Regions from separate parts of the Homo sapiens genome. Here all the other regions are linked to region 5. A link is a loop called in an ENCODE intact Hi-C map of the cell type or tissue named here. Cell type or tissue: GM12878. All regions are shown on one strand. Region 1 overlaps NTRK2 (neurotrophic receptor tyrosine kinase 2). Region 2 has its middle 57 kb from the start of SLC28A3. Region 3 overlaps NTRK2 (neurotrophic receptor tyrosine kinase 2). Region 4 overlaps NTRK2 (neurotrophic receptor tyrosine kinase 2). Region 5 holds the start of LOC107987088 (a long non-coding RNA gene).

Region 1 (5,000 bases), 190 kb after region 5:
CAGTGATTTCAGTGGTGGAAACACCAGACAAGCTGTGTGGAAGTGTCTAGGAACAGGCAGGATAAAACTTCTTCCATCTCACCAAGCTAAACCGCTTTCAACCAAGATGGCGCTTGGAGGGAACTTCCAAAGTCCGGTGTACTATTATTTATGTGAACAAGTTCACTTTTGTTCAAATCTCAAACAAAGGCTCCAGGCATACTTTCACAGAATCAAAGCCAAACCTCAGCATCCTTTAACCTCACCAGGAATTCCCCCAGGCCCTCAGTTTTCTCTGGAAGGATTCTCACACTGAGGACTTCACTCTTGGAGATCTCACCCACCACGCTGGAGTGCCAAGAGCAGGGTGGGTGCTATGGGCTGACCTGCGTCCCCCCAAAATTTATACGTTGATAACCTCACCTCCAGGGCCTCAAAATGTGACTGTATTTGGAGACAAGACTTTAAGTAGGTGATTAAGTTAAAAAGACCATTAGGGTGGGATGCAATCCAATCTGACTGGTGTCCTTAAAAGAAGAAATTTAGGCCTAAAGGGAAGGATTGGGTTGTCACCATCCCAATGTGAGGGCATAGTGAGAAGGCAGCCACCTGCAAGCCAAGGAGCGAGGCCTCAGGAGGAACCAATCCCACTCACACCTTGAGCTTGGACTTCCAGCCTCCAGAGCCATGAGAAACACATGTCTGTCGTTTAAGCCACCCAGTCATGATATTTTGTTATGACAGCCTCAGCAAACAAATACAGCAGGGGTCCCGCAGGGAAAGAGGTCCCTGGGGTCTCTGATCTGCACAGCTACTCACCCTGTAGTAGTCAGTGCTGTACACGTCCCGGGACATCCCAAAGTCCCCGATTTTCACCAGCAAGTTCTCCCCGACCAGGCAGTTCCTGGTGGCCAAATCGCGGTGCACGAAGTGCTGGGACGCCAGGTAGACCATGCCCGCGGCGATCTGCTGGGCTATATGCAGCATCTGCGACTGCGTCAGTTCCGTGGGCGGGTTGCCCTCAGCCATCAGCACGGCATCAGGGCCGTGTGCCCTGGGGAAGGACATGGAGAATGAAGCTGGGGGCCTCAGCATTTTCACTCCAGGGGCCCTTTGCCCCTGCCCCTCCCCGTCCCTCTTGCTAAGCTCCTCACCCCCACCCTGTAGCTGCTGGTGCTAAAAGATGCTGCCTGACTTAGCATGAAGAGGAGACAAAGGTGCTCACACAGTTGTACTTCTGCAGTCCTGAGAGCACCCAGGCTGCTCTGTTTCCCAAAGAGTCTGGAATTCCCAGGACCCCGTGGGCCTGAATGTCCCCCTTCCCTCCAGTGTACAGACAGGTTGACATTTTAGGGGCTCTGGCACTGTGCTGGGTTCAGGCACTTACCAGGGCCCCCTGACCCTGAGAAGCAGCAGGTAGGTGAAGGAAGACAAAACCAAAAACAAAACATATGGGGAAAGATGGACTCTCCTAGTGGGATGGACATGGCAGCCCAGTGGGTCCCCACCCCTTCCCACCTAGCCAGGCTATGCCAGAGTATCCCCCAACCAAGCTGATTCCTCCAGAGTGTCCCCACCAGCACCAGAGCTGGGCAGCCTGCGGCCTTCCATAGTCCACCTGATCTGTGGCCAGGCATGGTTTTGAAGCTACGCCTGGCTCTCTCAAGCCCAGTTCAACAACAGAGTCCCAGGGCATTCTCAATCTGGATGTTCATTCTCAATACAAAATACCATTTCCTTCTGTCCACCCCTCCTCCAACCTCCGCTCAACACAGGCTATGGCCAACACATAGGAGAACTCTTTTGAACCACAGCCTGTTTATTCTTTTGCTGGGGAAAATTTTATTGTTTACACTATGGGGAGGGGGACTATGATTTTTTAAATCTTATTTTTCTTCTGTCTTACACACCTGGCCTCTCCTCAGCTATGTGATGACTTAGGGCACCCTAACACGCAAGTCCTGCAAGGGTGGGAGGATCCGCGTCTTAGGATGCCGCCCTCAGCGCGGCAGGCTCTGCTGTGACATCCTGCGCTGTGAGCCAAGATGAGCGTCATTGCCCCTGGTGGCCTGAGGGGGCGCTGCAGTGCAAGGAATAAAGGCGGGGTTTGCTGTCGGGCTCTGCCCTGGCGTGGCCAAGGGCTTCTCTCTGGGAAAGGAAAGATCTCTCTCAAGACGTTTTGAAACACTTAGAATAAATATAGAGGATTCTGCATAAATGTTAAAGTAGGTAACCTCACCTGCAGGGTTTCAGAGCCGTGTGAGTATTTGAAACTGAGAAAGCCAGAATTGTCTGAGAACACATGTCAGGGTTTGCCCTGCCTCTCCGCCCTCCTTCCCCCAACTATTCAAGCCACAGGCGTATCCCCACTTCCATCCCGGCTCCAGCCTACAGTGACTGTCTTTGCCTTTGATTTCGGGAATCATTCTGTCACCAGATCTTTCATTCCTGTAATCTCAGGGAATGAACACTGGACAGGAGTTGGGGGGTCTCCCAGGCCTACCAGCGTCCAATGCCATGATCCTGGGAAGCCCTTTAATTTCTCTCATGTACAATTTCTTCATTAGTCAAAAATACAGAGGAATATTATACTGGGTAATTTCTTAGGTTCTTCCTGTCTCTAAATACCTGGATTTAACCATTCCCTGGGGAGGAGTTTCCTGTTTTTGTACAAGCCAGTCCTAACATATTTCACCTCTACTCAAACCACAACCCCCAGCTGCCTCTTGTCACATTGAGGAACAATGCTGGGAAAATGCTCCAGGGCTTTCTTCAGCTCAAAAGCACCTACTCAAGGTAAGAAGCGGCACAGTGGCCAAAGCTCCGGGATATGTGAAATGAATTTGGATCCTGTCCTACACTTGCTGTGTGATTTTGGGTGAGTTACATAACCTCTCTGGGCCTGTTTCCTCACTCTGTAAATTGTAGATACTAACTGCCCCTTGCTAAGGGCATTGATGTGAGGAGGACTGACACTGTGCTTGCATAGTGCTTCGTGGCCTTTCACAGGAAAACCAGGGAGAAAGGCTTTGCAAACAAAGATTCTCTTTAAAAATGAAATTGACAGGTGATGTGAAAACACAAGTTATCCTCTGTGCATTACTTTTTGTAACTGGCCTGTAACAGGGCTCTTCAGGATACTAGAGGGTGGGCCCTTTCCACTTCACTAAAGGTGAATCAAGCCTAATCCTTTTCAGCACTGAGGGGTCAGGGGAAATTGCCAATGTTTTCACTTGTCTTCCTTAAATCTACTATGACCTCAGCACCAGGAGAAGGGGCTGGGGTGCACATAAACTAAAGAAAATCTGAAATAAAGACCCAGAGACTCGGTCAGAATTTAATCTTCATAGGTACCATTTAAATAATAAAATAATTTGTTGATTGGCCACAGCCTTATATCAGTTCCAGAAAACTGATCTACTTTAAATATCTCTCAGAGGCAAGACTCCAGGATAGAGGAAAAGTTAGATGTCAGTGCAAAAGGCCACCTCTGCACAAAATTCTGTCCTCCAACCCCACACTCTGCAGACGTCAGGAAGCTGGTGGCCCTCAAATGCCTAATGCACTTTATATTAGTATGTGTGGGTTGGGGGAGACTCCTGGATTTTTAAAGTAATTTCCCCTGTTTATATCTGGGTATTTGCTGTTCAACTTTCTGAACACGGCTCTTTAAATAAAATAAGCCTCTGGATGCTTTCTCTGAGCAGAACATACTGCTGTAAAAAGTGGGTAGGTGGGTCTGCTACACAAGTCCTTAAGAGGAACAGAAATAACGGTTAACGCTGCAATCCTCTGCTTTCACTTTCCCAGGTCCTCGTGAAGTCTTAGAAATCAAAACACATTTCATCTCTTCCAGGAAGACATTCCTTAAGAGGTAAAAAAATAACAAAATTAAAAAAAGCACCATCAGCTCCCTGGCTTGGGAAGCAAGTAGCAGGTTCATGGGCCTGACTTAGCTGTCCAGTTCTCTCCAGCGTGGGTTACAGCCGGCACTGCACCAACTGCTCTGGCTCCAGGATTCTATAGCACACCACTTTCCTTCTGGTCTTTTCAACAAGCACCTCAGCAGAGAGGATGGCAGAGTGGTTAAGACCATGAGTTCTTGCAGCCAGGGGCTGCAGGTTTGAATCTCAGCTCTGTCATCTGCTACCTGTGTGATTCAGTTTCCCCAACTGTAACGTAGGAATGACGGCAAGGATGGTTTATACCCTGAAACATATTAAAATGCTTAGAAAGTTCAATAAATGTTAGCTGTGATAGTTTGAAAAATAGTAGTCTATTTTTCCCCTCATTAGACGGCAACTCTGGACAGATTCTAAGAGGAAAAATCATGAAACCCTTGCAAGCAAAGACATGTGTTTTATTCCTCATTTCCCACCCTAACTAGCTTAGAGCCTGGCCATGCTGGTGCTTAATATATGGCTTCTGGATGAATAAAGAGGGTAGGGAGACAAGAGAAGACATCTGTCTTTATAGGGCAGAGCTGATACAGCTGGGGACTTTTCATGGCAGCTAAGTGCCCAGCTCCCTTGCGGAAAGAGGACAGCCTATATTTGCAGCATGTTAGTGCACCTGAGAACTAGACTTTTGGCATGGCAAACCTCTTGTTCCCAGAGTTTAGCAGGTTCTGAAACCAAGCAGGCTAGGTTTCCAATTGCTCCACACCCTGTGCAAGGTGCCAAGGGAGAACCAGGTGCCTGTTCCTTCTGCAAGGCAGGAAGGAGAGCTAGGGAGAAGGAGAGGCTGAGTGAGAAAGTGAAAGAGTCAAGTTGCAACACACACACACACACATTCATGTATGTACAGACACACTGTGAGCTCACGGAAGCATTTAATTGCATCCAGGTGAGCACATTTGTATTTCTTATGCTACAGATTTTCGAAAGCACCATCTTGAATTAGGGAAGTAGACTGGGGCATGGGAACAATGGGAAAATATTTCTCTTAGAAGCAGCCAGACCTCAACCACATTCAGCTTTTTTCTTCCTTTCATGTTAGAGCTGACAAGACAATGTTCAAAA
Region 2 (5,000 bases), 750 kb after region 5:
GATCAGCTGAGTCATGAGTCATGAGTCCAGGTGGGGTCAGTCTGAAAGATATCTTGAAAGATCAGGCCGCGTTCAGTGGCTTACACCTGTAATCTCAGCCCTTTGGGAGGCCAAAGTGGGCAGATCACCTGAGGTCCAGAGTTAAAGACCAGCCTGGCCAACATGGTGAAACCCCGTATCTACTAAAAATACAAAAATTAGCTGGGCGTGGTGGCAGGTGCCTGTAATCCCAGCTACTCGGGAGGCTGAGGCAGGAGAATCACTTGAACTCAGGAGGCAGAAGTTGCAGTGAGCTGAGATTGAGCCATTGCACTGCAGCCTGGGCGACTCCGCCTCAAAAAAAAAAAAAAAAAAACTTAGGTTCTACAATGGTGATGCTATCTACAGGAGCAATTGGGAAAGTCATAAATCTTGTGACCTCTGGCCACATGACCCTTGAGCAGCAAGGTATTATAGAAATTATGCCCTTCTTATCAGAACTCAGGCCTCTCATAATCCTCACATTGTGGACTTTTGTTAGTTTTACAAAGGCGATTTAGTTTGTAGAAGGGATATTATCATCTCTGCTTTAAGGTTAAACTATAAACTAAATTCTTCCCAAAGTTAGCTTGGCATACGCTCATGAATGACCAAGGACAGCTTGGAGGTCAGAAGTAAGATGGAGTCAACTGTATCAGATTTCTTTTTTTTTTTTTTTTTTTGAGACAGAGTCTCGCTCTTGTTGCCCAGGCTGGAGTGCAATGGCATGATCTCGGCTCACTGCAACATCCGCCTCCCAGGTTCAAGCAATTCTCCTGCCTCAGCCTCCTGAGTAGCTGGGATTACAGGCATGCACCACCACACCCAGCAAATTTTGTATTTTTAGTAGAGATGGGGTTTCTCCATGTTGGTCAGGCTGGTCTCAAACTCCCAACCTCAGGTGATCCGCCCACCTCAGCCTCCCAAAGTGCTGGGATTACAGGCGTGAGCCACCGCGCCTGGACTTAGATTTCTTACCGTCATAATTTTGCAAGAGCAATTTCAATACCAAATGTACAGTAGTCCTGATCCTGTCAAAGGACTCCAGTACTGAGGAAAGGGTGAGCTGAATAATCTCCAAGGCCCCTCTAACTCAGAACCTGTGAGGATCTCAACTTCACTTTTCTGCAGGGCTCTGTGTGTGTTTCAGGCTAAAAAGTTGTGCTATGTTTTAAATGTCCAACCCCTTCAATGGATCTTTGCAAATGCATGTATTGGGAGACATTAGGAGATAACCTCAGAAGCCTAGACCTCAAATCAAATGTCAAAAGACATTTTTGAGCTAATTCTGGAGGAATTTGAGTATGGGTCAGAATTATATGATATTGAGAAGTTATTATTTATTTTCTCTTTTAAAAAACAATTTTAATATTTTTAAAAATATCTTTATTGAGATGGGGTTTTACTATGTTGCCCAGGCTGGTCTTGAACTCCTGGGCTTAAGAAATCCTCCAGCCTCAGCCTCCCAAAATCCTGGGATTGCAGGTATGAGCCACCATGCCCGGCCTGAGAAGTCATTATTAACATGTAATAAAGGCACAGAAGAAATGCCCCATGTAGGCGGAAATGACTAGAAACCTGGATATTTGCCTTTTTCAAGCAAAAATTTCAGCAAAGACAAACACAAAAAATGAAAGTATGATAATTTTTCTATAGCAAAATCTTCTTTTCTCCCCCTTGGCATGTGAATAAGAGCTATGTGGCAAAATCTTGATAATTGTTGAATCTAAGTAGTGGATAAATAAGGATTCATTATACTATTCTCTTTACTTTTGTATATATTTACATTTTTCAATAATAAGAAGAGTTTCGAGTTTACATCTGTGTCCACCCCCCATGGTTATGACATTAGGGTCAAAAGCACCTTCGGAGCCCTCACCCTCACTCCGCATGGGTGGTAAAGGCTGGACTGGAAGGACGGGCCTTACCGGGCACAGCATCTGCTTCCTGGCCCGGGAAGAGCCAGCAACATCTTGAGGAAATAAATGCATACAAAGATCAACAGCTTGAAGGGGTGGATTTCAGGGCCCGTGTGCTTCACAGTGAGTCATCACTTCCACAGTCACAATTTCTCACTTAGAAGGAATCCAAAAAAGCACCCCTAACCATTGGATTCCAAACTTCATTGGGTTCTTCTGGGGTTTATTAAACCCACAGATTCCGGGGCTCCCAACTAGACCCATAGAATAGACTGAGCAGTGGCGGGGCCCCGGAATCTGTGTTAATTTATTTCTCTGGTGATTCTGGGACAGCCCTGAACTGGGGGCCTGGGAGCCTCTGAAGTGGATCAACGTCCCAATCCCACAAAGGAGAACGTGGCCCAGAAGGGCTTTGTAACCGGCCGAAGGTGACATCCCTGCGGCTTCCTCCCTCACTTTTCACAGCCATGCCCTCCCTGAGAGACCCCTCAGAAAGAGTGGGCCCCTGGAAACGCGCCAGCACAGGAAAGAAGACAGCCAAACACTCTCCATGAATGCACGCCCCGTCCTTGGCCTGGGGGACTCGCAGCACCCCTGAGCACCCGTGCCTGGCAGATGCAGCCACGCTCCTTGCCTTCAGGTCCCTCACACGGTGTCAGGCCTAAAGCAGCCCAGCTTCTGCCTCTGATCCGGCCTCTGTGATATTGACCCCTGTCTCCTGCTAAGCAGCTCTTAGATGGGAGATGTTCTAATGGGAAAGAAGACAGGGAGGAGCCAGAGGATATCTGTTACAGCCATTACTTTCCACTCAGGATCCTATTTTGCATCTTCACTCGAGGCCTATAAATTGAACCTTGAGGGCGGGTCCCAGAAATCCGCAGCTAGAAGTTCATAAAACCAGGTCGGGTTGCCTTGGGCCAATTAAAGTGAAACACTGCCACCAAGTGGCCATTCTAGGTCATCACAGGCTGCCAGCTCCTTCCAGAGCACCTGCCTCTCTGCCAGAGACAAACAGCATGACAGAGCAGGTGGGCATGCCCTTCCCTTCTTTTTCTTAAAATTATTTTACTTATATTAATAGAAATACATTCACATGGTATAAAACGCATAAGGTCCAAAGTGGTCCTGGTGGTTGCCTCCAGAGCTAATGTAGATCCAGCTGAATGCCTCGTTAGGGGTCTCCATTAGGTCTTTAACCCTGTTATGCCTGCCATCTCACCAGTATCGTCTGTTGCTCCTTGTCCATAGGGGTTCTGTTCCCAAGTGCCCAGTGCTAACCTGCCTCTTGGAGTTTACTACAAATCTGGGTTGATTCAGCAACACCAAAGACCTGAGGCTAAATAAATTCTGCAACTCCTACCAGCCTTCCTGGTTCTGAACAACCCTGAGTATCCACCCATGGGTAGAGTGATAATCAAATGAGCCTCAGTTATCCTGAGAGCCCAGGTAAGCAAAACTGTTACAATCCTGAAATGGGTGGTCAAGGGAGCTAATAGAATCTCCTTTCAAGATCTTTGCAATTGGATTAAGTTACAAAAGTATGCCATGTATAACAGTGAATCTCTAATGCCACAAAAGACAAAGCAAAATTAATTAATATGGGAGCCTGAGGACTGCCTTGCATTTGAAACTCACTTTCCAATGTACGTTGTTTGTGTTTTGCTATGACTATTTAATTCATTCATATAAGGTGTGTATATTTTACACCTATTTAGGTGAGCCACATGTGCCACACTTGCTACTGCTTTTAACATAATGGTAACTTGGAGATTATTAGACAAAATATTTCCATTAGCTGCTGTTTTGTCAACTGATGGTTTACATAATTAATTGGACCTATAGCAAGTTTTAACTTTTGTCCTTGTTACATAATGGATCATTTTGAAATCAACTAGGAAATTGTCCTTTAGTTTTTAATGATGGGCAAATGAAAGTAATGGCACTCAGCAGTATTTGATTTTAAGGAATCAGTCAAACAATCGTGGTTTAGAATAATTGAAAATGGAAAAGCCAGCATGTGTACAGGGAGGATCGTAGAATGTTAGAGCTGATGTCTAAGAGATGAAACCCTAGCACAACTCCTTTATTTTATAAGATGGGAACCTGAGGCACAGGAAGCTGAAGAGGCTCACCTATGGCCCTTCACTCATGTCTCAAGTCTGCCACATGCTCCCTCCTAGGGGTACTGGCCAAGAGTTCCAGGTCTCTAAGTAACTCAGCAGCTACCTGGCTGTGAAACTCCAAGACATCATCCTACTGTCTCCAAGCCTCAATTTCCTCACCAGCAAAATGAGGAGACTGGACGATACAACATCTGTGATGCACCAATTTCCAAAAGAAACCCTTCCATACTCATAACATTCAACATTAAATATGCATGAATCAATCGATGCACACAGATTTGCAACACTATCTGTTAAACAGAAACTAGCCACAGTCTGTCAACACTGGTTTTCAGCGAGACCCTGTCATCCACCATGGTCTGCACTTTCATCAGTCCAATCGGGCTGCAGCTGTAATGCAATTTCCTCCACAGCTGGGCTTGACCCCAGGCCAACTTCCTACCTGCAAGTCCAGGTTGGTGGTAAGAAGCAAAATTCTCTGCAGCTGACTGAGGCTTCTTTCCCAAGTATTTGCTTCTGGAGATCTGTGCAAACACATTCACAGCTAATACGGTCCACTGGAAAGAATAACCTATCCTGGGAACCACAGGTGCCTCCATCAGAGTGGACAGGAGAGCCAGGCAGAACCTAGGTTCACAAAAAAACTCCAAGCGGTATCACTCAGCAGTCGTAGCTCCACTGGTCAAGATCAACCTACCCTACAATTCCACTCAGCTTCACTCCACCTCTCCTCACCTTCCTCCCAGCTTCCACTGCGAAAGAAAAAGTTTGGGCCAGGTGTGGTGGCTCACGCCTGTAATCCTGGCACTTTGGGAGGCCGAGGCAGGTGGATCACCTGAGGTCAGGAGTTCAAGACCAGCCTGACCAACATGGTGAAATCCCATTTCTACAAAAATACCAAAAAATTAGCCAGGCATGATGGCGGGTGCCTGTAATCCCA
Region 3 (5,000 bases), 140 kb after region 5:
TTTATGCTTATTAATTAATGAGCCACAGTGAATCACAAGCTTAGCCAATGTAGGGATAAAGAGGCCATATCAGTTAGGGATCCCCATCTGCTACATGTCACAGAGACAGTGGCTTAATCATAAGAGGGTCTTCATTTTTCTCACTTAGTAGAAGTCCTGAAGTATGCAGTCAAGGGCTTATGGAATACTCTAAGATGTCTTTCCAAGGTTATGCTTCCAAAGACATCTCGAGTCTGTCTACTTCTTTCCACCTCCATTTTGAGAAATCTTCAAGTTCCATCATTCCCTCCTCCCCCTGTCCCCTGGGCTACTGCAACAATCACTCCCCATTTTCCTTCTGACCTTTTTCCAATTCACAGTTAATACAATAGCAAACTCTTCAGTGACTTCCCATTGCCCTTAGGATAAAATTAAAAGTCATCAGAATGGCTGCTTGTGCCCCGTTTGATCTTAGCAACTTTGCTGGTCTTGTGCTTCTCTGTCCTTTCCTTGCAGGGTCCCCTACATTTTGATCTTCCCTCTCTTTCCCAAACTCCTTTAGCTCTTTCTGATGGCATAGGTCCCTCAAACGTGCTGCTCTTCAATTTTTACCTGGCTAACTTCTACTTGTCCAACAGGACTTAACTTAAATACCATGTTCTTAGGCACCAAAAGCAGGTTCCCTTGTTAGATCATAATGGTAAATCCCTTTCCCTCACAGCCCCAGTCAGCTGTAAGCTGAGGTTACATGTTTGCTATTTCCTCCAGCCTCTAGATTACAACTTCATGGGAGACAGCACAGTCCAGTGCTGGGATGCTCAACAAATACTTGTCAAATGAATGGATTGTATGTGGTTGCCCTAGGGAATGGTCTCAGAGGTGGGCAATACTGTATGAAATAAATATGGGAGGAGAACCAGCAGCTAAAACCAAAAAGGCAGCTTCCTGTAAGTGCTGGTGGGGCTGCGGGCACATACCCCTTGGAGCCCAGAGGGGTATCCAGAAGGGAAAGGCAAAATGGACAGTAGCTGATCTGCTTTAGAGAAGGACACCTATGTCCTGTTGAAACTGTAAATTAGGAACAAAAACAGACATATGTTGTGCATAGGGTAATGAACATATAGAATACGTTACCAGGAAAAGCCACTGAAAGCACAGATGAATGAGCCAAAGTGACCCCTCAGCAGAGGACAGTGTGAGAGGGAGCTGGGAGAAGTCAGTGAGAAGGGAAGTACTGGGTGCCCTGTCCCCAGGGGTGTCTTTCTTTTGCTCCTCCTGTAGTATAGCCTGTTGGCCATCCCACCTTCACTGCATGAAGCCATCCAACCACAGCAGCCTCCTTGTCACCCCAACAGAATTTCCCCAGGGTGAGGAGCCTCAGGATGGCAGTCTGGCTTGGAGGCAGGAGCGGCTCACCTTGAAGCTGCCTTGGCATGGCCACATGTATGCTTAGCATGATGGCAGGGGAGCCCAAGAGGGCCAGCAGAGCTTAATAAAAAGAGGTCTAACTTCCCCAAACCAGCCCCCAGCATTGCCACTGCCTCCTGTAGGAGCTCACTCCCACCCCTACCACTATAGTAAGGGCCAGAGTACTGTGCAGTAACTCATGTCAGGAGAAGCTAAACTTCCCTCTTGCCAAACTCCCTCTCTCTCAATGGACTATTTGCATTACAACAGATAAGAAGAAAAGCTATTATAGTATTTTTAGACTTCTTAAACACTTATTGCAAAAAGTATAGGTTTCTTTTTCCTTAACCATGGAGTTGATAATTCATTTGCTTATTTTGATAACATTCACTTATTCAGCAAAAATATATTGAGCTACCTCCTGGGTGTGAGGCATTGTCGTAGGCACAGGGGTCACGGATGTGAATAAGCTCCATATCCTCATGGAGCTCTCATTTTAGTGGGATACAAAGGTCATATGTAAATAAACAAATACTAGGCACAATAATTTCAGGTGGTGATAAATACTGTGCCAAAATAATAGAGTAAGGGACTGGAAAGAACAGAGGGGTGGTTCTATTTTAGATAGAAAGGTAGGTCAGTCAAGGCTTTTCTGAGTAGGTGATAGCTAAGCAGAGATTTGAATGAAGTAAAAGAACAAGACATGCAAACATTGGGAAGAGGTTACATTCCAGGTATTGGGGTCAGCAGGTACAAAAAAGCCCAGAGCCAGGAACAGCTTCTATGTGTTTCAAAAGCAAGCAGTCCAGTGTTACTCAGGGTTATCATTGGTAGGGTTCTGTATAATAAGCACAGCTGCACTGGGGTGTGTGTCTATATCTGTATCTGTATCTACATCTATATTTATATCTCAATACCTCTATATTGAAATAATTTGCTACTTCCAGGCAATATTTTAAGGCACATTACATAATATTATGGGGTTTTACAACAAATACACACAGTCTGTGGCCTAGTTTCATTACCGTTTACTAAGTAGGGAAACGAAGACATAGAAATCCAAGACCACAGTCAGAATCAGGGTCCAAGATGGTGATGGAAGACGGATGTTTCCAATCCTCTAACCTTGTCTCTTTCTGTTTGCATCTGCCTTTCATTTTGCATCACTTCCCCAAGTCCACCTGGTGGCATGACCAGCTATGCAAGTCAGCTAAGGCAGTCATCAGCCATGTTTTCTGAGTCTTGTTCAGGAGGGAGTCTCTTCCTCTTTGATGCAGATAATTTGACAATGACATAATTGCACTGTATCAATAACCAACGCTTTCTTTTGCATGAAGTAACAGGTTCTAGGAAACAAAGCAGGTCTGACTGTGTGGGTGTCCCTCACAGTCCCTCAAGGTCCCAGTTCCTCACTAGAAAAGAGAAAACAGCAGCAGAGGGATCCTATTATTACTAGCTCCTTCAGTGTTTCTCAGAGCTCAAATCTCTAGGATGCTTAGTCATAGCCCCCTTGGGACTTCAGCTTTAGGATTTATGCAAATGGTCTCTGCATGCTTCTCTCAGTCAGTACCTGGGTAGGAGAATCCCTCCAAATTACCTTGTTTTTCCTAATTATTTCCCCAATATTCTACCTGTTATGTGATCACATCACTGCTAAGGCGGTCACCCTTTGACTCCTGAAACAATTTGAGCTGTCTTTGAGGAAGAAAGCTGCCCTTATGGTATCCTGGGAAGAAGAGAGAAGATCTCATAGCCCTGAAGTCCTTAATGATGATCAACTGGCATTCTTTTTTTTGTGCATCTTCCTTTCTGCCTCTAAATCCCTTAGTCAACTCCTATGATTATGTTTCTGCGAATTCCCTCCCAAGGTCTCTATCCTCTACAATCGCACTTCGTTTATAACAAAACACGTATTTATGTGCAGATCATTGGCATTTAGGATACTCTATTAACTGGTTAATATCTACTTTAATCCATTTCTTGAAATAGCTTAAATAAAATATATAAAAGTCTTCCAGCACTAGTATCTACTCTCTGAACACAGACTTGGGGATTGTAATTCTCTTTATCCCTGAATTTGTCTTTGGAGATGAAGACAAGAATACTCCCAAGAATGGCAAGGCTTATACAGAATGAACAAGTGGTTGCAAATTAACTGGAAACTATAGAGAAAAGCAGAGATGATTTATTTTCAACTTAAGAACATCAGACTTTGGAACAATCTTCCCCCTTTCCAATGATGGTCTGTCCTCTGCTGGCCCAAGGACTAAATGTCCTCAGATTTCATCCCCCTTTTGAAAAGTCCCTGTTCCTCCCTCCCTTCCTTCCTTCCTTCCTCACTCCCTTCCTCCCTTCCTCCCTTCCTTTCTCTCTCCCTCTTCCTCTCTCTCTCTCCTTTCTTTCTCTTTCTCCCTTTCTTTCTCTCTTTCTTTCTTTCTCTCTTTCTTTTCTTTCTTTCTTTCTTTCCTTCTTCTTTCTCCTTAAATAGCACAACCATCACCACCAATCACTCCTGTTTTTGTTCAAGATAAATCCCGAGAAGTCATCATTGATTCCTTGTTTTCTCTTATCCCCATATCCAAGCCACCATCAGGTTCTTTCAGCCCTACCTGCAGAACATATTCTGATTGCACCCCATTCCCCCCATCTTCACTGTTGACACCTAGGCCAAGCTGCCACATTCTTTTGCCCGGATCCTCACAGTAGCCTCCTAACAGGTATGTCTGCTTTCACTCTTGCTTCCTGTAATCCATTCCCCATACAGCAACTGGAGGATTCTTTTCAAAATGTAAATTGGATCTCATCACTCCCCTGCTTACAATTCATCAGCATCTTCCACTGTACTCGGAACAAAATCCAAACATTTTAGCAGGACCCCTCAGTTCCTACCTGACACAGGTGCAGCTCAGCTCCCTCTCCTCCCCACCGACATCTCTCCCCCTTGCCTACCACACGGGGCACACTGAAAGCCACGTTGGCTCTCTTTCCCTTCCTTCTTTATTGCACTTAGAACTAGCTACAATTATTATTTGTATTATGTTGCTTGTCTTTTCTGTGTCCCTCCACTAGAACAAGCTTTCATGGTCTTGTTTGCTGCTGTAGCTCTAGTACTCAGTATAGTGCTGAGCAGCGGTATAAACAGTTGTTGAAATAGATGAAGGAGTGAAATTTTCACCCTCCACACTTTTTCTCCTCCCATTTGTTTTTGTCTCACTTTAATTATGACTGCTTCCTCCATGCTGGCCTCCAGGAATGCACTGCATCCCTTTTTAATGATCTCACAAATGAAGCTTTTCATGTTTCACCTTAGCACAGCTCAAGGTGAGCTGAATGGCTTTGCTAAACTCTAAAGGAAAACCATAGGACAATAAACACTAAGGACACAATAAAGAGAAATATTGTGTTGCACAGAGTCCAGCCTTCTAGTAGGCTCTCTCGGGGCTGATTCACCAAGCTCACTCAGCTCCGTCCCCCAACTGTTTCTCCAACTCAGCAGGCCACCTACTGGAGCCCCTCACCTCCTAGCCTGGCCTGACCTGGCCTGATGTTGGGGGCACCATTTGTAGACAACCCTATCCACCCCCAGAAATGCATTCCTAGACATCTTGAGACCT
Region 4 (5,000 bases), 450 kb after region 5:
GAGGCCTGTCACTGTCCTGAAGTCATTGAGAGTTCTTCCTCACTCTTTTCCTGGATTATCCTTGCATCCTCCATGCTCACAACAAGGGCCTGGAACTCAATGGGGACTTTATTATGATCTGCACAAGGCACTCATCTTTAACTTTTTGTTACTTATGCCCTTTCTTTTCATTTTTCATCAGACATTTAATTTATAAACTCCCCGGTTTTATTCAATAGAATACAACGAACCAGCAAATAAAAATGGAAGGCATAGAGGAGAGAAAGACAGGGGTAGAGATGTCAATGGATTGCACAAAACTATGTGGGAAAAAAAAGAAAAAAAACAATTTAAAAATAAAAATAAATTAAAAATAAAGAGATATCAACGGAGCCCGGAATTCAATTTAGAAATGCATACACTCGTTAGAAAAAAAAAAAAACACACACATAAGCTTAATTCTATGCTTTCTAGTCACCAGTGTCCAAGAAAGAAGGAGATGAGGATAAATTTGGTCAATGGTAAATTCACAGTATTCATGAGATGAAAATGAGCCAATTAAGCAAAGCACCACTATTCTGAAATCTAAGACCAGACAGGAAATTTTGCTGAAAACCATTCAAAAGCACCATCAAAAGAAGTTATGAAAAATGGTCACTAGAGAATACGCTTCTACTGTGGGGGCAAGAATGCCCTGGATAAATAAATACATTTTTCTTCTTGTCAAGATGGAAAGGCCAACAGAAGAGCTGGATTACAAGTTTAGCAAGGGCCAGGAGCAGTGCCTCACGCCTGTAATCCTAGCACTTTGGGAGGCCAAGTCGGGCGGATCACGAGGTCAGGAGATTGAGACCATCCTGGCTAACATGGTGAAACCCCGTCTCAACTAAAAATACAAAAAATTAGCCAGGCGTGGTGGCGGGTACCTGTAGTCCCAGCTACTCAGGAGGCTGAGGCAGGAGAATGGTGTGAACCCGGGAGGTGGAGCTTGACATGAGCCGAGATCACACCACTGCACTCCAGCCTGGGCAACAGTGCAAGACTCCGTCTCAAAAAAAAAAAAAAATTTTCAGCAAGGGCTCCTCTAGTAGTAGATCCTAAGAATTCCCCCTCATAAGCTACTACGTGTAGTCATGTCCACAATATAGATGCTAGCTACAAACTGCTCAGGAAATCTACCCCCTAAGAAACTCTCCTTAGCTACCACTAAGTGAAGAATCAAATCATAGGGTTAGAAAAGAAGCCAGTAAGGTGAATAACAGGGAATTCACAGAGGGAAAACTTCGGTGGCCAAGAAACATGAAAAGTTGCTTATCTCCCAAGAAATGTGAAATGTAAATTAAAATAACAATGACATATTATTCCTCTCCCACTAGATTGACAAAATGTTTAAAGTCTAACAATGTAAAACATTTCTATGGATGTGATGAAATTTCTCTGAAATTGTTGGAGGAAGTGTAAATTGTTATAACTACTTTGAAAAGCACTTGGCCTGTATCTTGGAAAATTATAAATCAGAACCCTTCAGGGCCCAGCAATTCTATTCCAGGTATTCATCCAAGAGAAGTTCTCACATATGGACTCAAGAAGAGTCATTGTAATATGATCAGTAGAATATTACAACATTCATTGTCATAGAGTCAAAAGCTGGAACAACCCGAGTGTCCATCCATAAAGAAATAGACATTGTTTAAAATAAGGTGATATATATATATATATATTAGATTAAATCAGATCTACATATTTGAACAGAAAGACACTGCTATGCGAAGTGAGAAAGAAGATAAGCAAAATTGTATACTGATACGTACATGTAACATAAAACAATCTGTGTGAACTTTTAAAAATACACAAAAAATAATATCACATAGTGTTCACAGTCAAGTAGATATGCCAAGTATAGAAAGATGATTCCAAGGAAGGTGGCCTTGGGAAAGGAGAATGGGTCTGGGGTTACACACACACACACACATACACAGAAACTATTTATACCATTTATGTTATTAAACTGCTAAACTATTTTATTAAAAGAAAAAATAGCTTAAAAATATTCAACTATTATTTCTGAATGTAATTATATAAAGTTATTATGTCATTATACTTTTTTGAATTTTTAAAATTTATGAAGAAAAAAGAAAAGAAAGAGACAGCAAGCAAGAAAGGGTGGGAGGGAGAGAGGGAAAGAAAGAGAGACAGAGACTGCAACAACCATACAAAGGAAATAACTGCAGGAAAGCCAGACCCCAGGGTTTCTCAGTGACTCAGTGGACAAACACACCCGAGCTCAAGTTCTTGGTTCCCTGGACCACCCAAACAGCAAACAGCTAACAGCTTTCTTTCCCTGCTCCACAGCCTCCGCATGGAAACAGAAGACCAAGGTGTGTGCTGCGCTGCCCCCTCCTGGTGACTTCCACCTGCCTCCAGGAGGATCTCCACAGCCCTGGCCTCTCCTGCTCTCTGCCTCAGGGCAACTGATCCCAAAGGCACAGGGTTAGGAAGGAGAGAGGAAGTGCCAGGTCAGGGCCACTGACAGGCGGGCAGCAGGCTCTTTCCCAGAAAACCACTCCCCACTGCCCCTGTTAAAGTGCAGTGACACTGTGGGCTCTTCACCGAGTCAAGCTCTGCTTAATAAAACACATCTCCAAAAAGGGTGCCATTCCCTCAAGGGAGCAGTGGGAAGGCCCAGAATTGTGGCACACACCCCAACCAGGAGATTTCTCTCCATGACAACCTCAAACTCCTCTAACCTAGGCCCACTGCTCTAGAAAGCTTAGGCCCAGGGGCTTCCAAGCACAGCCCCTCCGCCCCCAGAGCCCATGTCCCCGCACTTGCCTCACAGGAATCTCACGAGGTCCACGGAGTTTTCATCTTCTCAGAAAATTGAGCTTCCCTCCACCCCCCAGCCTGCAGACGTTGCTTGCATGCTCTCTTAGGCAAGTCAGCGGCCCTTAAATAGTGACCAAGAGGCATGGTGAATTCGGATTTTTTGTTTCATTTGGTACTCCTTAGGAATTTCTCTCACCTCGTCAGTCCCTCAGGGTCCCTGGCCCTCAACCTTTATTAATAATCTGCCAGGAATCATTGGTGGCCTTCAACCATCCTGTTCTGCCCAGAATGTGCCTTCCTCCCTTACCAAGTCCATATACAGGACTCTTGCTAGGACCTCATATTATGAGGGCAGTTTTTGCTGTTATTTTTTGCACATTTACTACATCCCAAGGTCATTAACTATTGCCCTAAAGATTGGATCTTATATGATAGAGTCTTATCAATGTACTCATCTAAATCTATCCCAGGACCCTCCACGACTGCTTGAGTGATTTGTAGACACAACACCAAAAATGCTTTTTCCAATCAGAACATTTTTATTCCATCGGTTGGCATGCAGTTTTAGCATTTATTGCACTTGTAAGTTTGCAATTAAGAATTAGAGCAATGGGAGGTACTCTTTGTACCCTCAATTTTATTTTTCTATGAGTCTACCTGACCCCATAACTGAATTGCTAGCTCCTCATCTCATCTCACTGATCTCCGTTTCCTAGCACAGAGCTGATGCTCAAGGAATGTCTGCTCACTTAGGGCACCCAAACTGATCCTCCACCTGGAGTTTATCACCGTCATAGGACACAGCTTCACTTCTCATGCAGAAAACAAGCAAACAAAGGAAAGACAATAACAGAAGGGGGTGGAAAGCTGATTTGGAACCCCAAATTTGTCCAATCTAAAAGCTAATTTAGATTACAAGAACACAACATATTCAAACCCACTACTTATTTACTTATTTATTTAAGTGATAAAAACCAGCTAGCCACAGTGGCTCACACCTGTAATCCTAGTACTTTGGGAGGCCAAGGCAGGAGGCTTGAGTCCAGGAGTTCGAGACCAGCTTGGGCAACATAGTAATACCCTGTCTACACAAAATTTAAAAATTAGCTGGGCATGGTGGCAGGTGCCTGTGGTCCCAGCTGCTTGGGAGACTGAGGTGGGAGGATCACTTGAGTCCAAGAAGTTAAGGCTACAGTGAGCCATGATAGCGCCAACTGCACTCCAGCCTGGGTGACAGAGCAAGATCTTGTCTAAAATAATAATAATAATTGCCCTCAGCAGATAAGCATTCATTTGCCACAGAACCCCAACATGTGAGGAATGTAAGACTAGAAATGGCCTCCATGATTCTTCAAATCCAGCAATTCTTTATCTTGAAGGAGATGATGCTCTAAGGAGAGACAGTGGACACTGCCACAGGATATGATGAGCCAAAAAGAAAAGGTTTTAAGAAGAAGTACATGCACTTGCCCTGTGAGGGCACAGTGGAAGGAACTACAAAAATTATTGGAAATATATATTTGTTTATATATATTTAAATAATTGGGCAGGTCAGTGAAGGCTTAAAAGGAGAAAGGGCATTGAGCTCAAGCTTTGAAGAGTGATCGGAAAGTGGATAAAGAATTAGAACATAAACACAGTACATGCTATTTGTCATCTTGTTTTGTGTTGTCACCAAATCTTCTCCAGTCTCAATTTGACATTCAGGACCTTTACTAAGACATTTTTCTGAGGGTAAAGAATTTCCTCTTCTTTGGCTTAACAAAAAGCTTATAGCTGGCTTTTTGGAAAATAAGAGAAAAGAGGTAATTTTAGAGAAAATTCACAGAAATATTTTTGACTTACAGGTTCCTGGAAAGGGTCCTCATTACATTTTAAAAGGTTTCACATTTGCTTTAACAACCTATCAAATAATTCCTCTAGGTAATCTCTTCAAGCAACAAGGAGTAGTATCTAATGCATCTTGTCTTTAAGCATATTAGCTTAATAGTGGTATTACTCAAAAGAAAAATTCCCCTTTAGCCTAGACTTTATTACCTGAACTGTACTTTGGCAACACATCAAAATGAAATGGAAGCAGCTGTGAATATTTCAAATGGTGACTCTTCAAAGTGGAATCGTTTCCTGCTACCCCATCCTCCCTCCTTATAGATAGATCAATAAAATAGATAGATACATAGATAGATAGAAGTTTT
Region 5 (5,000 bases):
AATATTCTCAAATAAATGTATTTTGCTTATTAACATTATTTCCTTCATTAAAAAATTTAAGACAGATAAAAAAAGAAAAAACATAAAACATAAGAGAAATAATTTAGAGCAACTATTTTTATTTTCTAAGAAAATATTTTTGAGATTCTGAACATAGCCTACCTCAAATTTTTTTTTTTTTTTTTTTTGAGATGGAGTTTCACTCTTGTTGTCCAGGCTAGAGTACAATGGTGCAATCTCAGCTCACCCCAACCTCTGCCTCCTGGGTTCAAGCGATTCTCCTACCTCAGCCTCCCATGTAGCTGAGATTACAGGCATGTGCCACCATGCCCAGCTGTTTTTTTGTATTTTTATTAGGGATGGGGTTTCACCATGTTGGTCAGGCTGGTCTCGAACTCACGACCTCAGGTGATTGCCATCTTCTCTTGCTCTTCTGATGCTCTTTTTGAGTGATGGAAAGAGCTGTGTGAATTCTCAGGGTGAGCTCTTTGTGTACAGGTTTGGTGTAGGTAAACATTCCGGTGAGCAAAGGGAGTTTTTACCAAGCCCTGGGCCAGCACAAGACCACCTGCGCTATGCTAAATGAAGTTTCTACATGCCAGGCAGGCACCCTGGGAGGAAATTTCAAAGCCAAAGGCATTTGGAGTTATGGAATGGCCAGTCACAAGACTTAGAGAATGAGATTGAAATGCTTATGAATCACCATCAGAGGTCCACTTTCCTATTTGCAAGGTGTCCGGAGCCTGGGGAGAATGTTTCTTTATTCTGAAAATTGGCTTTGAACTTTAGGCCTGCTTATTGAACTGTAGGCCCACTTATGGAAACCCTCCAGGCCATTTAAGAGCCCCCCAGGGGATGAGAGCTCCAGTGTTTGCAGGTTGAGCTCTGTACAATTTGAGACCACCATTCTGAGAGCAGTAGTTCAAGACAATGGTCTTTCTTTAACTCATTTTTTTCTATTGTTCATAGCAGATAACTCAGTTGTCAACAGTGTGTTAATCAAATCGTTTTAGAGTGAACATTTTATTTTATTTTATTTTTGAGACAGTCTTGCTCTGTTGCCCAGGCTGAAGTGCAGTGGCATGATCTCAGCTCACTGCAACCTCTGCCTCCCAGGTTCAAATGAGAGGCTCATGCCTTAGCCTCCCGAGTAGCTGGGATTACAGGCACCTGCCACCAGGCTAATTTTTTTGTATTTTTAGTAGAGATGGGGTTTCACCACGTTGGCCAAACTGGTCTCAAACTCCTGGCCTCGGAGTGATCCACCAGCCTCGGCCTCCCAAAGTGCTCGGATTACAGGTGTGAGCCACTGTGTCCGGCATAGAATGAACACTTTAAAAACAGACACATTGTGTGGCATGTCCCTTAATGTATATTCTGGTGCACATGAAAGCCTACAAACAAAGCTATGCCTTCAGTCCCATTCCTTCCTTTGCTCTAGAAATGCAACATGCTGGGGTGGCTTAAAAGGAAGGTCTTGCTGTGCTTTATTGATCACCTTGGTCTTTCCTGCTAGTAGGCAGCTGGTGATCCTGGAAACACATCTTACATTTATGGAAAACAGGAGGACTGAGAAGGGCCTTTGGAAACTGCAGGAATGAGGCACTCTGAGAGCTCCATGTATCCAAAATACTGCTCTCGTAGGTGGGAATTAGGTTGAAAATTTGGAGGAAAGAGACTGGGAATGAACAAAATGACTCCTTCTCGGCAGGGACCACGTCACTCCTTCTTGGGAAGCTGGAGACTCACTCCCAACCTTTCCTCAGCCCCAGCCTGCTCCAGCACAGGTGGTCTTGTGATGGCCAAGGGCTTGGTAAGAACTACCTTTGCTCAACTGAATGCTTATTTACACCAAACCTGTACACAAAGAGCTCACCCTGAGAACTCACATAGCTCTTGCCATCACTCAAAAAGGCATCAGAAAGAAGGCAAGCCTGAGTGTGTCGGTCCATGCGCAATGGAGACTTCAGAAAAACAGCCACTTTGGAGACCACATGGCCGGCCAAATGCAGGGAATTCAGAGACCAAATGTGCTGTTGCTTTTCCCAAACAGGAACTGGCCATGCAACTTCATGCCTGTGGTTTCTGTCAAGTCCTTTCTTCCGAAGATTGTATTTTCTTGGTGCTTTTCGTTGGAGAGAGCTGGACTTGAGACATGGTTGATTGTTAATCAACACCACAGTCCATGTCACTATTTACTTAAAATGAGACTTTCATCCTTTACATACTGAGCAGCCACATGAAATGAAACACCCTTGTGCAGACAAGGCTCAGGGATTTGTGTAACTTGGGCTGTCTGCATCTCTTTTTCCTGATGAAGCGGCCTCACTTCTGGTTTTCTGCCTATAGCTGAGTTTGGGAAAAGCACACGCCAGCTTTCCCCTGAAAGAATAGGCGGCTGAAACTCCTCATTGCTTTGCTTTCTTTCTCTCCCTTTGCTGAGTTGTTCCTTATTCCATGGCAGAGGAAGAACCAGTTTGGGTGGAAATAAACTTAAAATGCAGTCTTTGACTCTATCCCTTACATTTGCAATTTCATTCCCCCTGAATTTTCTGGATGTGCCACACTCCGTATTGTGCAATGCTATCTTTGATGTTTGCTGATTTTCGTGTGCAGACAGTCTTAAACATGTCGTGGTTGTATTCGTTAAGGTCACCAACCAGCTTTTTGTTTGGACCCAGAATGAGTTCCCTTCCCATTGAAACAATGTTGTGCTTGGAAGCTGGATTACAAGACAAGTTCACCAAGGCCTGATGTCCCCTGTGATGGTGACAGTTTTGAACACAGTAGTGGAGAGAGAATGGGTATCAATATTCTGAGTTCCAACTTGCTATGGCAGGAATGTGAGGTTTTGCAAACAGATGGAAATGCCTCTATCAGGATGTGAGAGAAAGATGTGTTTGGGCTGGAGGAGGGATGAAATAATTGGGAAGCTGAGGGGTGGGGCTGACAGACATTTGATCCAAGTTATTTCCCTCCATTTTTTCTTTACCTTAGCTGAATGCTGAAGAGAGGTAAATGTGAAATGGATTGAGTCACCTATGCTCTTCCAGACAGACAGATGGCAGTATAGGTCACTTTTTCCTCCACCAATTTGTTTTTCTCCCTATGGCTCTCTATTACCTTCATAGGCCAATGCTTCCAACAAGAAAGTTTGCATCTCTGCAGTTAGTTTTACACAGTATGGCTTTCAAGGGAAGTGTTACGAAGTGAGTGTTCCTCCCAGATGATGCCAATTCTCATCATCAAGATGGCTGCAGCCTGCAACAATCTCCAGTGGGGTCAGCCACTTTGGAGGACAGGTGGGACACTAGCAAGGTAGAGATGTCATTGGTCAGCAGGGAAACCATACATAAAATAATTTCTTCTTTCAATGAGCATTCTTTCCCCCACTTGCCCCGCTGCTGGCTTCCTGGAGTGGCAGTCAAAGCCTTGGCACCAGCTCACTGGGCCCTGGAACTGCGCATTGCTCAAGACTTTGGAATGGCTTGGCATCCTGTCAACATGCACATCTGGGTGTGCAGCTGGATTCAGAAATTTCCAGTGGACTCTGGCACTTGGCACAGTTTTAGCCCTTTTCACATTGACTCGGGCTTGGGAGGGGTCACAGTATATCTTTTCTCAGTGAGTGCTTTTCAATCCATCAACAACTGTACCCAAGGAGGGAGAAGGAGCCTCTACTCACTCAGGCATAGAAAGTGAGGTCATGATTAAGTTCAATGAATAAGCACAGCACAGAAAATCCAGATGTCTGTCAGCCATGGGATGACATCTTCTATCCACGAGCTACAGAAACTGAGAGAAGAGTGTTTGCAAGTCCCTCTGGTTGCAGAAGCAAGGTGAGCAGATGAAGCCATTCCTACCCTCTCCTCCTGTCTTCCAACTTCCTTAGTGTGTCTGACTCCTGAGCAATAGCAACAAGCATTTGTTTAATATTTATTAGATGCCAGGAACTGTGTATACACCAGCTCATTTAACCTTTACAACAATCCTATGATGTATTACTTACTCAATTTTTAAGCAAAGGAAACCTAGCTCAGATATTTTAATTACCTTGGCCATGGAGACACAGCTAGGAAGTGGCCAAGTAAAATTCAGGGTCAGTTCTATCTTACTTCAAAGTGCACAGACTTCATGGATATGTCATGCCACTTCCCAAACCTGTTTAGCTCTATTTTCCAAGGGTTTTGATAGGAGTTAAAGCAGTAGCCATAGCATCTAAGTGCCTGGATTATCTAGGATACAGTGTGACTGCATTAGGATCCAAGAGTAGCTTACACAAATTAAAAGTTTATTTTTTCTGAATCTGAGCCAAAACAGTTCAAGACTAACGTAGCAGCTCCACATTGTTAAGTAGGCACTACAGTTCTCTTCTCATCCATGTGGTCCAATGTTGCTCTTTATGACATCTGTTTCCAGTGGGAGAGACAAAGAAAAACAGGGCAAGACAGGGCACACCCCTAAAATGGCAGACACAACTTCCACTCACATCCAATTGACCAACACTTAGTCATAGGGCCACGCATAGCAATAAGGGTAGCTTGAAAATTAGCCTTTACTCTGAACATTCATGTGAATGTCTGAAGTCTAGTACCAAAGAAGCATAGAAGGCAAGAATGGATATTGGGACACAACTCTTGGTCTTTGCCACATGCCTTGATGGCCAATTTGACTTTCAGAATGTAAAGAAGTGTTATACTTCAAGTCCAAAGGCAGCTGGGACATCCTGGAGAGAACTGATGAAGGATAATAGGAGCCTGAGGTATACCAACTCATACTCCTAGAGAGAGAGAGAGAGACAGATTGGGGGAGAGAAAGGAGGGAGGAAGAAGACTTGTAAAGGCCTTGGTGATTTATATCTCATTCACTTCTGCTCACAGGCCATTAACTATTGGATAGAATGGTCACAGGGCCCCACACCTGACTGCAGTGGAAGGAGGCTGGGAAATACAGGGAGCTCATGGACTTGAAGTGAGCATCTACTGTCTCTGCCATGGAAA

What was found. A loop is a pair of places that touch in the nucleus more often than their neighbours do. Peaks named below come from ENCODE experiments on the same cell type or tissue, not always from the same donor. Only the 100,000 strongest peaks of a DNase experiment are listed, where the experiment ranks them.
Region 1: a loop joins it to region 5, with 2.2 times the contacts of the local background. A loop is called at or near these places in 3 of 110 quality-filtered maps.
Region 2: it touches region 5 in a loop (10-fold over the local background); 31 of 110 quality-filtered maps call a loop at or near these places.
Region 3: it touches region 5 in a loop (2.8-fold over the local background); 3 of 110 quality-filtered maps call a loop at or near these places.
Region 4: a loop joins it to region 5, with 2.7 times the contacts of the local background. A loop is called at or near these places in 18 of 110 quality-filtered maps.

What each region holds. Positions count from the first base shown.
Region 1 is chr9:84,951,316-84,956,315 of GRCh38, reverse strand. NTRK2 (neurotrophic receptor tyrosine kinase 2) reads right to left here. Exons shown (of 19, transcript NM_006180.6): 17 at 799-1,033. Among named protein-coding and RNA genes, the nearest start is that of NTRK2, 280 kb to the right of the region's middle. RefSeq lists an enhancer at 943-1,443. In GM12878, a CTCF peak has its summit at 2,053; a DNase peak (open chromatin) is centred at 2,080.
Region 2 is chr9:84,395,134-84,400,133 of GRCh38, reverse strand. No RefSeq gene overlaps it. Among named protein-coding and RNA genes, the nearest start is that of SLC28A3, 57 kb to the right of the region's middle. In GM12878, a CTCF peak has its summit at 2,877 (motif pointing left); a DNase peak (open chromatin) is centred at 2,843; H3K27me3 peaks cover 170 bases.
Region 3 is chr9:85,002,844-85,007,843 of GRCh38, reverse strand. All of the region lies in intron 17 of NTRK2 (neurotrophic receptor tyrosine kinase 2), which reads right to left. Among named protein-coding and RNA genes, the nearest start is that of NTRK2, 340 kb to the right of the region's middle. In GM12878, no CTCF peak of the experiment used is centred here; a DNase peak (open chromatin) is centred at 2,853.
Region 4 is chr9:84,695,085-84,700,084 of GRCh38, reverse strand. All of the region lies in intron 2 of NTRK2 (neurotrophic receptor tyrosine kinase 2), which reads right to left. Among named protein-coding and RNA genes, the nearest start is that of NTRK2, 28 kb to the right of the region's middle. In GM12878, a CTCF peak has its summit at 2,372 (motif pointing left); no DNase peak of the experiment used is centred here.
Region 5 is chr9:85,141,284-85,146,283 of GRCh38, reverse strand. LOC107987088 (a long non-coding RNA gene) reads left to right here and starts at 3,649. Exons shown (of 4, transcript XR_001746809.1): 1 at 3,649-3,839. In GM12878, a CTCF peak has its summit at 3,061; a DNase peak (open chromatin) is centred at 3,113.